3 separate regions of the Homo sapiens genome follow, and all the other regions are linked to region 1. A link is a contact called in ENCODE Hi-C or POLR2A ChIA-PET data. All regions are on one chromosome and are shown on one strand. The core of a region is the stretch at or near the end of the contact, and the rest is flanking DNA. Distances in the headings are between cores, read along the strand shown. Region 1 overlaps FUT8 (fucosyltransferase 8). Region 2 has its middle 53 kb from the start of LINC02324. Region 3 holds the start of MAX (MYC associated factor X).

The links. Hi-C counts contacts between places; a loop is a spot of excess contacts on that map. ChIA-PET counts read pairs that join two places held with the same protein, here RNA polymerase II (POLR2A). Pooled maps may share reads with other maps.
Region 2: a loop to region 1 is called in a map with no recorded cell type, with 3 times the contacts of the local background. The contact joins two enhancer-like sites. A Hi-C loop is called at or near these places in 1 of 168 maps with a recorded cell type or tissue (PC-3), 6 of 37 single-sample maps with no recorded cell type and 6 of 50 pooled maps. POLR2A ChIA-PET finds 5 or more read pairs at or near these places in 6 of 52 experiments (AG04449, B cell, GM10248 and 3 more).
Region 3: a loop to region 1 is called in a pooled map, with 5 times the contacts of the local background. The contact joins the promoter of MAX here to the enhancer-like site in region 1. A Hi-C loop is called at or near these places in 2 of 50 pooled maps. POLR2A ChIA-PET finds 5 or more read pairs at or near these places in 2 of 52 experiments (RWPE1 and activated B cell).

What each region holds. Positions count from the first base shown.
Region 1 is chr14:65,500,517-65,504,567 of GRCh38, forward strand. The region is part of intron 2 of FUT8 (fucosyltransferase 8); the gene reads left to right. Among named protein-coding and RNA genes, the nearest start is that of MIR625, 31 kb to the left of the region's middle. RefSeq lists enhancers at 975-1,034, 1,065-1,234. Within about 2 kb of position 2,484, at least 2 of the 41 ENCODE cell types and tissues checked have a DNase peak (open chromatin) inside an H3K27ac peak, as active enhancers do.
Region 2 is chr14:65,166,802-65,171,115 of GRCh38, forward strand. No RefSeq gene overlaps it. Among named protein-coding and RNA genes, the nearest start is that of LINC02324, 53 kb to the right of the region's middle. RefSeq lists enhancers at 2,446-2,545, 4,109-4,168, 4,189-4,314. Within about 2 kb of position 2,873, at least 4 of the 41 ENCODE cell types and tissues checked have a DNase peak (open chromatin) inside an H3K27ac peak, as active enhancers do.
Region 3 is chr14:65,100,611-65,104,524 of GRCh38, forward strand. It overlaps MAX (MYC associated factor X), which reads right to left and starts at 1,907. Exons shown (of 5, transcript NM_002382.5): 1 at 1,694-1,907; 2 at 936-962. The coding sequence starts at 1,729. RefSeq lists enhancers at 978-1,478, 2,172-2,321 and a silencer at 1,492-1,841.

The DNA of each region.
Region 1 (4,051 bases), core at 1,234-3,733:
ATTTCCTCTGTAGAGATGATGGTGGACAGCTGGTTAGAACTCTTAAACTGGAAGGCAGTTAATATGTTGGCCTGAAGTTTTCTTTTCGCTAGACTAAAAGGTTTGACTGTTGAACCTTTCTTTATGGATCCTATTTCCTATCCCTTTTCATCATTTGTATAGTCTTCTTTGGACTTTCCCTAATTTCTCAATAGTCTCCTTAAAGTGTAATAACCCAAACTAGATACAAAACTGCTGTAACAAAACTGAACAATGGCAGAGGCAGAAGAATATAGATCTAAAAATCTGTGGTTTTCATTAGCGTTGAAAACTTGTATTTGCTTCAGACTTTTTATTGGCCTTTTCTTTATGTTTTTCAGGGTTAAAATGTGTTTTATGCCATGATATTTGTTTCAATATATTCCTTTCTTAGGTTATGCTTCTTCTTTCTTCCTCAACTGTGCTTCTTGTATCCATTTCCCATCTTGCACCTATTTTGGAGGAGAGGCAGTAAATATTTTCTTATGGACTTACCATGTTTGGGAAGACCGTTTTCCAAAGCGATCAAGATCATGTTAAATTTTATTCCATCTAGCCATGATGGCTCAGTTAGGATCAGGTCAGGAAAACAGTCCACACTAAATACTCGAGGCAGGAGGATTTCTTGAGACCAGGAGTTTGAGACCAGCCTGGGTAACATAGTAAGACCTGTCTCTACAGAATTACAAACAAAAACAAAAAATTTCAGCCCAGAAAATTTAATACAGGGAAGGGATTATACAGGTATTGGAGGGCTGAAAAAGCAAACAGGGAACACTGGGGTAACACAGAGACAATATTTGCAGGAATTAGCCACTATTCATATGGTTGAGGGGGAAATAAGAACTTGGAGTTGGGACCTCATAGAATTGGGGTTCAAAACCTCTGGAGGGGGTACTTCCTGACAGCTGTTGGTATGTCTGAGGGGAATTTCTGAGAGTGCCAGAAAAAGCTGGTGGTTATCACTGCTACTGCTGGGGTGGAGGATCTATGCTGGGCAATGCTGACTGGAAAAAGCATGTACTGCATTCTCCCTCTAGTGTCCTTATTGGCAGTGTGAGGAAGCTAGCTGCAGAAGAGAAAAGTAGTTTTCAGAGTTTTATTTTCAGTATTACAAAGATGAGTATTAAAGGGTAGATTTGGATCTGAGAGAAAATAGCTGAATAACCAGTATATATAGCCTTCTCTTCTGGTCAAAGGAGGCCATAGGCCTTTGGTCTCTTGGTCTCTTTTCCTAGCTACTTGGACCCCAGACCCAGATATTCTTAATGCTGAGGGTTTGGAAGGAAAGTTGTTATTATTATTTAAAAAATTAATTTGTTTAGTTAATGTGATGGGGGAGGGGGCATGAGACGGGTCTACTTTGTCTTTTCTTTTCTTTCTTTTTTTTTTTTGAGACAGTGTCTTGCTCTGATGCCCAGGCTGGAATATAGTGGTGTAATCTTGGCTCTCTGTAGTCCCGAGCTCCCAAACTCAAGCAGTCCTCTCACCTCAGCCACCCAAGTAGCTGGGACTACAGGCACCTGCCACCACACCCAGCTAATTTTTGTATTTTTTGTAGAGACGAGGTTTTGCTATGTTGGCCAGGCTGGTCTCGAACTCCTGGCCTCGAGTGATTCACCCATGTTGGCCTCCAAGTGGTCTGGGATTACAGGTGTGAGCCACCATGCCTGGCTGGGTCCACTTATTTATTGTTATTTTTTTTTTTGAGACAGAATCTCACTCTGTCACTCAGGCTGGGGTGCAGTGGTGGGATCTCAGCTCACTGCAATCTCCACCCCCCAGGTTCAAGTGATTCTCCTGCCTCAGCCTCCCGAGTAGCTGGGATTATAGGCACCCACCACCATGCCTGGCTAATTTTTGTCTTTTTAGTAGAGACAGGGTTTCACCATGTTGCCCAGGCTGGTCTCGAACTCCAGACCTCAAGTGATCTGTCCGCCTTAGGCTCCCATAGTGCTGGGATTACAGGTGTGAGCCACCGTGCCCGGCCCGGGTCCACTTATTCTGAGATAATTCTGTTACAGCTTTTTTTGGTAACTTACATTTAATCATTAGATACTCCTTCTTTGCCTCTTGAGGTATTTCTGTTTTTTAAAAGCCCTTATTTAAAATGTAAAATAAATAATGGTAAAAGTAATGATGTTACCCATAAACAAAGTTTTAAAATTGGTTGCTTATTAGCCAAACAGTGGTCTGCAGTGGTAACCAACCTCTGAAAAGATTATGCCTTTTTTACTCATTCAAAAATTCCCCCTCCTGCAGAGCTTCTTCAATTTTAATGTGTATATGAATCAGTTGAGGATCTTGGTAAAATACTGATTCTGATTCAATATGTCCCTGGGTAAGGCCTGAGATTGTGCATTTCTAACAAGCTCCCAGGGGAGGCTGGAGCTACTGGTCCCTAGACCAGACTTTTTTAACTCCCTTCCCTCCCTTGAGAACTACTGGTTTGGCTTAGATCCAGTGTTGGACTTGGATGGTTGAGTGGTGAGTGATCATAAAGTAAGAGTTTCTATTGTAAGCCTGCCCGTCTAGAAATATTTTGAGCAATTTTAGTAGAGCTATTTATAGCTGTTTCTTTCCAGGTAGGATCAGAGAAATATATGCTTCTGAATAGGTTAAATTTTCTTCCATAATATAATGCTGCCCTGAATGCAGAAATGTGCCTATCACTTGTAATTTTCCTGGAAGGCGTGAGACTGCTTGGTAATTGTGTACATATTTAAGGGAAACTGAGTAATGGAGGACAGAATAGAACAATTAACAAATTCATGCATCAGATAACTTGCTTTCATTAAAGCCATTGTTACTCTTATTTATTGATTGTTCCTGATGATAGGACATCTGCAGATTTCAAAAAGTGTGTTTAGTGTGAATTTCATACTGATGGCATTTCTCTGCTTTTGACAGTTTCATATACTTAAACTTGTCATTAAAACACAGCATCTTGCCTTGAGCCAAATGAAACTTTGAATAGAGCCCAAATTTATGAAATTGTTAATTTCTCTTTACATCTAGATTTTACTTTCAGTAATTTCTATCTGCTAACACAAATAGAAAGGTAATCTTTCATTTGGTTGCCATCCTTCAAGAGCCTCTCTCTGCCCTTCCCTCCCTGCCTTCCTGGATCTTTCCTTTTGTCTTTACAGACCTAGATTTTGAAAGGTTCTAGGTTCCTTTTGTCTGTTGATACTATGTGAATGTTATCCTTAAGTTTTTAATTCAGGCTACAACTAGACAGATAATGTGTCTCACAATTAGCTGGGGTGAGAGAGTTAAAATGGAAGTTAAGGATTCAGGGGATTCCTACAGATGGGTGAAGAAAAAAGCTCAATGTTAGGATCCTTAACAAAGCATTTTGATTGGCATATGGAGACCTTTGCGTGAACACAAATGTTCATATTTGAATATTTATAGAAGATAATCTGTCAAAATTACTGTTATTTTAATTTGCCAAGCTTGGCTGATTGCCGCAGTTGGATGTTAGTTGAATTCAAGTTGAAGAGTTGTAAATATGTTCTGGTGTGGGACATGCTTTTTGTCCTTGAAGCTGTTTGAATTTCTTACTTCTCCCACCTACACCCCCTTCTTTAAAACTGCGAGGCTTTTTTGTATTAGTTGAACTTTCATGTTCTTTTTTAGGAAAAAATATTAAAGTAGGATGTTAACTGTATGGATTAAAAATTTTTTTTAACTAAATTTGTTGACATTTGGTGATCAGGAATTGTTTAAATAATTTTAACTATTTGTCCAATCTTTGCTTCAAAGGACCTGTTCCTGGAGACTCAAATGTAGGGATATATATCTTATTTGAATGGTTTTGTGTGGGATATGTTTCACATTAACAGCAAAGAAAATGTAGACTTCTAGATAATTGATGTTTCCCCTTTCTTTTATCTCACTTGAACAGCTAATAATTTTAGTGACCCAGATTCAAGCAATAATACCTGTCTTCATAATTGTCATGTGGTTTTGTCAGCTTCTTATATTCTAGGGGAAGGAAGATAAGACTTTTTTAAATATATTGAAATAA
Region 2 (4,314 bases), core at 1,623-4,122, 330 kb before region 1:
TAGGGTGTGGGAGCAGGAGTGGTGAGGACAGCCCTCAGGCAGCAGTGCAGGCCTGGCACTTGCTGAAGGAGAGTGGAAAGGAAAGAGAGTTGGGTAGGAAGAATCTAGACTACAGCATAGCTCCAAGAAAGCCACAGCCAGGCTTATGGGAAGCCCAAGAACAGAGGAGTTGCCACTGGACAGGACTGGCCTGGCTGTAGTACATCTGTTGTGCCCAGGGAGGGGGAGGCCTCAGTGTGAAGGCTGCAGGGAGCCCAAAGGATCCATAGTGTAAGGCTGTCATCCTGCTACTCCTGGTAGCAGGTTCTCTCAAAGGGAGATCAAAGTGAGGTAGGAGGTGAGACTTTACTTTGAAGGCAGGGTTCAGATACTGGACCAAATTGGGGACTAACTAAAACAAGTCCAGGGCAGAAGCACCACCCCATAAGACACGCCCATCACTGTGCCCTGTCAGTTTACCATTACCATGGCAACACCCAGAAGTTCCCACCCCTTTCTGTGGCAATGACTTGACAACCTAGAAGTTACCACCTCTTTTCTAGAAATTTCTGCATAAACCACCCCTTAATTTGCATACAATTCAGAGCAGGCATAAAAATGAGTGCAGAACTTCCTCTGAGCTGTTACTCTGGGCCCACTGCCTATAGGGTAGCCCTGTTCTGCAAGGAGCAGTACCTCTGCTGCTCCTGTGCACTGGGCGCTTTCATCAAAGGCTGTTCAACACCATTGGCTTGCCCTTGAATTTTCTCCTCGGCAAAGCCAAGAACCTTCCTGGGCTAAGCCCCAATTTGGAGGTTCATCTGTCCTGCATCAAAAGGTGCTTTCTTGTGACCACCACAATCAGCAGGAAGGTTTTCGTGATTTCATAAATATGTGGTTATTTTTACTTATTTTTATACAATAAGAGGGAGGAGATTGTGGGGGTTCAAAGTTAGTCCTGGCTTTGTGGCTCCATCACTGTGCTGGCTGTGACCTTAGGCAAGGAGCTAAATTTCCTTATCCCTTTTGTTTATTTACTCGTTTATTTTTGTTTGTTTATTCGTTTGTTTTTTTAAGAGTCTTGCTTTGTCACCCAGGCTGGAGTGCGGTGGTGTGATCTCGACTCACTGGAACTTCTGCCTCCCAGGTTCAAGTGATTCTTGTGCCTCAGCCTCCCGAGTAGCTGGGATTACAGGCACCCATCACCACTCTTGTCTGTTAATTGAAAACAGTGAAAGTATCTCTCCCATGGAATTACTTTGAGAGTTTTGATAGAAGGTATGCAAAGTGCTTAGCACAGTGCCAGGTACCTAGCAAGTATTTTTACTTTGGAATATATTATAAGATGAGATCTAGGCTAACTATCCACTGATGATTACTTTGATTTTAGAGGGTCTTGTTTTTTGAAATGATATTGTTAAGGTGAGTCTGGTCAGTAGGCAAACTGAAATGCATGTATGGACAATGACCCCCAGCTCAGCCTGAGTCCCCCAGCAGCACTCTCCCACCAACCCTGTGAGGTAGGTTTTATTATGTTTAGTTTACAGATGAGCAAACTGAGGCCCAGAAAGATCTTGGTGATTTTGTGGAGCAAGTCATTCAGGAATGACCAGAGTATTGCATTGCATCCCCTTAGTTAATGATGGGCAGGTGACCCAGTAAGAACCAAGGAGATGTGGTGAGACTGCCCAGGGTAGCTGCGAAGATGTTGAGCTCTTTTACTAATGGTCTTGGACCAGGGAGAATGTGAGGCTGGTGATGCTGAAGCTGTCTTACCTGCACAAAGGTAAGCCTCTCTGAGAATGTGGCAGAGGCAGAAATATTTGGCCTTGAATGAGTGAATCTAATAGCCATCCAAACCCTTTCTCCTATAACTGCTCTTTTTTATTTTTTAATTTATTTTTGTTTTATTTTATTTTTAAAAAATGTTTGTGGGTATATAGTAGGTGTATATATTTATGGGGTAGATAAGATGTTTTGATACAGGCATGCAATGTGAAGTGAGCACATCATGGAGCTCTAACTACACCTGAGGAGATTGCTAGTTGTTTCAAAATACCCCTCTTCTTCATCATGTGACTAACAGAACTCCTCAAGTTTTAGCTGGGCACATGGCTACCCAAGTACTACATTTCCCAGCCACCCTTACAGCTGGTTGTGATCATGTGGTTATGTTCTGACCAATAGCATATGGGCAGAAGAGAAGTGATGAATGCAACTTATGCATTGCATCCTTAAAAGAAAGCTTCTTGCCCTTCTCTTATACCTTCTCCCTTCTTGGCTAGGATATGACAACGGAGTGACTGGTCAGACTGCAAGGAAGAGGCAGAACCCTTTCACAATCTTGGGTACGGTTTGTTCTTTGACTGTTATATGAGGCAAAACCAAACCAAACAAAAAACACTGCTTCTACTGCAGGGACCAAAAAAGCTTAAAAACGTACTTTCCCAGCCTCCTCTGTGGCTAAAGTGGCCTCATGGCACTGATGTATTCAATCAACTGGAAGCAGAGGTCAGCTGGGAACTTTGGGGATTGATTTACTTTTCTGGATAAAAAAAAAAAAAATCGGAAGTTAGCTAGCCTCTTCTTTCTGCCTTGAATGTCTAGAGCTGGACCTGTCCTCCTGTGACCCTGAAGACAGTAGAGCTGAAATGAAGAAGGAGGCTGGGTTCTTGATGACATTACTGAGCTGCTGCATAGTAACGTCATCTATGCCTATTCTGGGCTGCTTGTTGAATGAGAAAAATAAACCTCTCTCTGGACTTCTTATGTGAGAAAAACAAACCACACTTTGTTGAAGCCTCTGTTAGCTGAGTTTCATGTTATTGCAGCCCAAATGCCCAAATATCAGTGAAACTTAGTGGTGTGTCAGACAGCCCAGATGTTGATGATGTCATCTGGCCTTCTGAATACAACTGTGCCTGAGACTAAACCCAAGCCCCTGGACTTTTCAGCTATTAGAGAAAGAGTAAGTTCTCTTTCTGCTTAAGCAGTTTAGGCTGGATTTTCTGTGGCCTGGATGGAAAGACCCCTGATACAACTATGAACCAATAGCAACTAGATACATTCTGTTTTCACCTCCTCTTAGTCTCTCCCCTGATTTTACGGTTAAAAAAAAAAAAAAAAAAAGTAAAATTAGAGCAAGGAAAGAAAGAAGAAAGGAATAAAGAAGGAAGGATAAGATAAGAAACAATAGAAGACTTGAACTAAATTAAAAGAGGTTAGAGGCCAGGCACGGTGGCTCATGTCTGTAATCCCAGCACTTTGGGAGGTCGAGGCAGGTGAATCACGAGGTCGGGAGATCGAGACCATCCTGGCTAACACGGTGAAACCCCGTCTCTACTAAAAAAAAAAAAACAACACACAAAGAAATTAGCCGGGCATGGTGGTGGGCGCCTGTAGTCCCAGCTGCTCGGGAGGCTGAGGCAGGAGAATGGCATGAACCTGGGAGGTGGAGCTTGCAATGGGCCGAGATCACACCACTGCACTCCAGCCTGGGCAACAGAGCGAGACTCTGTCTCAAAAAAAAAACAACAACAACAACAACAAAAAAAAAAACAAAAGGTTAGAAGCTTTTACAGTTCCTTTGTTTGGAAACCTGGGTCCTAGTGTCCCTTGCGCAGGATGCTCGTTTCTGACTTTTGTGGCCTGCCCTTGACACCATTCGAGCATATGGATTTCAGTGGGTAGTGTGACTCAGCTTCCCATTCCCAAAACTCCAGAGCCACATTGCTGGGTCCCTTCACTCTGCTTTACTCTCCTCCCAAGACAGACGTAGCATGGGCCACGTGAATTCATCCATGTCCTGAACTAATCTGGTTGTTCTACCAGGTTACTCTTAAGTTCATGGGCCATCACCCCCTTGTACTTACTGAGCTCCAGGGTTTTCATCTCTTCTGAGAATCGACCGTTTAGTCCAATCTTAGTACAGACCAGCATTAATAGGCAATTACCACAGGGAGATAATACAGAGGGAAAAATGGCTAAAAATATACAGTGAATCACAGAAAATTACATCTCTTAAAACCTACAGTGTATTCCTATTGCCATAGCAACCCTTGGCTAGTAAAGACAGAGATGATTTATCACAGGCTTTCCCCGGAGCTCGGTTCTGCCGGAAGCACCTCCAGCCTGTGGTGAGTTCCAGCGAGGAGGGCAATGCAGACATCATACAACCGGGTTTTCTCTCCTCCATCCCTTCCAGTGGCATTTCTGCGGCAAGAAGACTTGAGTTCCTTCTATATAACCCAGGTCATCTCCCGGCCCCTTTTCTGAGATGAAAGTGGCTGTCTCTAACCTCTGACAACGCGGCGTCCTGCCGACACGATGTGAATG
Region 3 (3,914 bases), core at 657-3,156, 400 kb before region 1:
CCCTCATGGGCATTTGAACTTTTTACCCCCATTCTATACATTTCTTACTGCTCCCAACTATCAAATATTAGACACTCTGATATACTTATTTCTCTTCCCCTCGCTGATTCTGATTTATTCTGTGTGTATTCTTTTTTCCCTCAAATCTATTCATGAAACATCCATATTACTGTCTCAGACTCCAAAGACATGGAATTAGTGCTTATCTAAATCCACAGAACCATCTACTGAGAACATTAATATCAAAACCCTAAGAAATTATTGATAACACTCTATGGTCTCATCCATCACCTTTCAGCAAAGCTGTCTCTGCAATGCCACTTTTCTTCAGCTATTTTTTAATTTTCTTTATACCTTTTCTTCAAATACAGAGAATCAGACCATAATAACTTTATGTGACACTTTGATGATGTAACGTTTGGCTCCTCTACATTTCCAATTTTTGCATTAGAATACCATGTTGTGCTAGATTCTACGGGTCTATAGCAGTCACATGACTTGGTTAAAGGCGATTACCGCATGTGGCTTCAGCTTCACACAATTATACAGATATGGTTTAAAACCTACTTGTTCCTAAATAAATCTTCTGACCACTTTGCCCTGAAATAATACTACCAGACCAGAATGCTGCATTTCTCATTTCCACTTACATAGTGGCATCTGGATCCCCTATCTGAAAACTACAGAACAATTCAATTCTTTGCATACAGCTCCTCTTACTCACCTAGAATCACTGAACTTATCACCTGAGAATCTAGAATAATGGGATTTGCAACCCCCCCACCCTCCAGAACCAGGCCCCACCTCACCTTAGTGGTTAACATTAGAGTTTACTACAATATTAAAAGTAATAGTACGATCTCTTTTTCTCTCTGACCCCAAAAAGGAATAGAACTGAACGGAAATAAAAATGAAATGGAGAGTAGGAGACGTACCGCAGATTGAAACCTCGGTTGCTCTTCCTGGAATAAGAGAGAAAAAAAAAAATAGAAAATATAGAAGTTATTTTTACACTTAACATTCAATAATAAGAAAGAAAATGCCGGCGGCAGAGGAAGCGGAGGGTGGGGAGTCAGCCCGACACCCCTTCCTCCCTCCCCACCCCTTGCCCCCACCCTTCCACCCTCGGCGGGATCCGGTAGCAGGGTAGAGGGGTCCCGAGCGCCGCCCCTCCTTCCGGGATCCGACCTGGGCCAGAGGGGTCCCGAGCACTGTCTCCTCCCTGCAGACCCAGCTCGGGCATCTAGGCACCCCCAACCCCTCTCCGCCCTTCCCCGGCCCCCAGGATCCGCGGGTCACGGGAGGAGAGGATCGCAGTCCGAAGGGGCAGGTCCTGAACGCCGTCCCCTTCCCCTGGATCCGGACAATGGGATCCCGGGCGCCCCCCATCCTTGTCCCCCGGATCCTGAGCCGGGGAAGGTGGGAGCGGGAGGCCGCAGCACCCTCCCGCAAGGGAGGAGGTGGGGGTCCCAGAAGCCGCGTGTCTTCCCCCAACCTCCAGTCCCAGGAGGCCGCTCCGGCCAGGAGCCGGAGGGGAGCGAACCGGGAACGCGACGGAGGCACTCCTGGCCCCGAGGGGAAGGGGAAGGAGGCGGCGGCAGCCCGGCCCCCTCCCGCCGTCGCCCCGCTAAGAGCCCCGGCCGCTGTCCCCGCCTGACAACCCGCACGGGAAGGAAGAAGCCCCAGGACTCACGTCGCTCTCCACCTCGATGTCATCGTTATCGCTCATTTCCTACGGCCCAGGGAGCGGCCACTGCAGCGGCGGCGGGGAGGGGAAGGGGTGAAGGGGAGGGGGAAGTCACCGACAACAACAAGCCGAGTCCCCCCCACACACACACTCACTCACTCACTCACTCGCTCTCTCACTCACACACACACACAACACGGGCAAGAACCACCTCCTCACTGCAGCACCGGATCAACGGCGGCACGCACGCCCGGTCGGCCCCCGCCACGTGACCAGGCTCGCAGCGCTGGGGCAGCCGAGACTTGTAGTTCTTGTCCCTCTAACAGACGGCCCGGGTAGCTCCAGAAAAACTACAAATCCCGGAAGAAACCGCATCCAGGCGACGCCAGCCCGGCTTGTTGACGGAGCCCAAGGCGCCTGCGCGTCCCGGGGAGGGGGGGGGGGGCGGGGGGGGGCGGGGAGAGCCGCGGCGCGGCGCCTCCTGGGAGTCGTAGTCCGCAGACCGCGAGTTGTCAGGAGATTTTCCTCCCGAGGCGGCAGAGGAGGCTGCTGGGAAGACAGGACACGTGGAGGGAGCTGGAACTCCTGGAGCCGGGCACCGTCTGCGCGCTGGACGCCGGGCCCAGGGGACTGGGTGGAGTCTCTGGGGGAGTAGCCGGCTGTCTAAATAATGCTGCCTCTCTTTGGTGTGACTGGTTATACTTTGTCTTCTTCATACGGAGTGGTTCCGTTTTGCGCCTAGGGGCGTAACCCGCCCGGGAGGGAATCTGGCTGCGGCGGACCAGGGGGCGCGGCTCGGGATGCCTGCGCGAACCCTCGGGGGCTGGTGGGGAGGTGTCAGTGGCAGGTGTTTCGTGGTGCTACCGGACAGGCAGAATGACCGACCTCGCCGGGCGACCGCTCCCAGCCGCGAGAATCCTGTATTCGTTTATCTGGGAGTGACCATCCTCGCTACTCAGCTACTCACGTGAGGCTCCAGCGTTCACACAACGCGAACCCTCAACCACTATGGACGTGGAAGTAAAAGCCCCTTCAGAGTTTGTTGTAGCCCAGACAGTTTAGGCAATATCCCAGCTCAGAGTACCATAATTAAGATTGCAAAAAGGATCAATATGGGAAACTTTTGCAGTTCCCTGTCCAGTTAAAATCATATTTATATACTGTGGCATGAAGTGTAATCACATGCATTCCACCGATATTTATTGAACACCTAACTTGCCACAAGGGGATGCCATAACGGATAAGACCAAAACCATCCCTGCCTTCATGCAGCTCACAGCTGTGCAAGCAAGCGTGCCGGTCCTGCCGCCATTGTAAGAGTGTGCAACAAGTCCCATGGGAAGGAAGAAAACCATAACAGACACTTTCCACCCTGAGACAAAGTACCCATACTACTCCTTTACATCTGGTCTCCAAAGTGAATGACATCTTGAGCTTTTCCCATGAGTTACTGATTCCCGGATGAATACCATATTATCCCTGACTTTTGAATGTGGAAATTTGGGGATATGTCACACACAATTCTTGTGACACACATTCCTCAACGTGAGCATGTCATCTATGCTGAAAAGACAAATGTAAATGTGGTAATTTTTCCTTTACATTTTTTCCTTTAATATCTATTGTATTTCTTTCTCTCTCTCTTTTTTTTTTTTTTTTTTTTTGAGACGGAGTCTTACTTTGTCGCCCAGGCTAGAGTGCAGTGGCGCAATCTTGGCTCACTGCAACCTCCCTCTCCCGGATTCAAGCGATTCTCCTGCCTCAGCCTCCCGAGTAGCTGGGGCAGGCGCCCGCCACCGCGCCCAGCTAATCTTTGTATTTTTAGTAGAGACAGGGTTTCACCAACTTGGCCAGGCTGGTCTCGAAACTCCTGACCTCGTGATACACCCGCCTCGGCCTCCCAAAGTGCTCACGTGCTCACGCCTATAGCGTGAGCCACCGCTCGCGGTCTAATATCTGTTGTATTTCTTATTCAGTGATCCAGTCCTACTAAGTCTGCACATCTTTGCAAGTGAACTTACCTTTTCTACATGCTTTTGTCTCATAGTGTTCCTTTCCTGCTGAGTTGGGGAGACAGATATAAGCAGACCATTATGTGATAAGAGCTGATGGGCTATTGGGGAGACAGACGGCCACTTTTGAGTGAGTTAATTAACTGGATACTAGAAGTTAAAGCTAATTGATGATTACAACAGACAGTTCTTGGGTGCCTGCTATGAACAGAGCA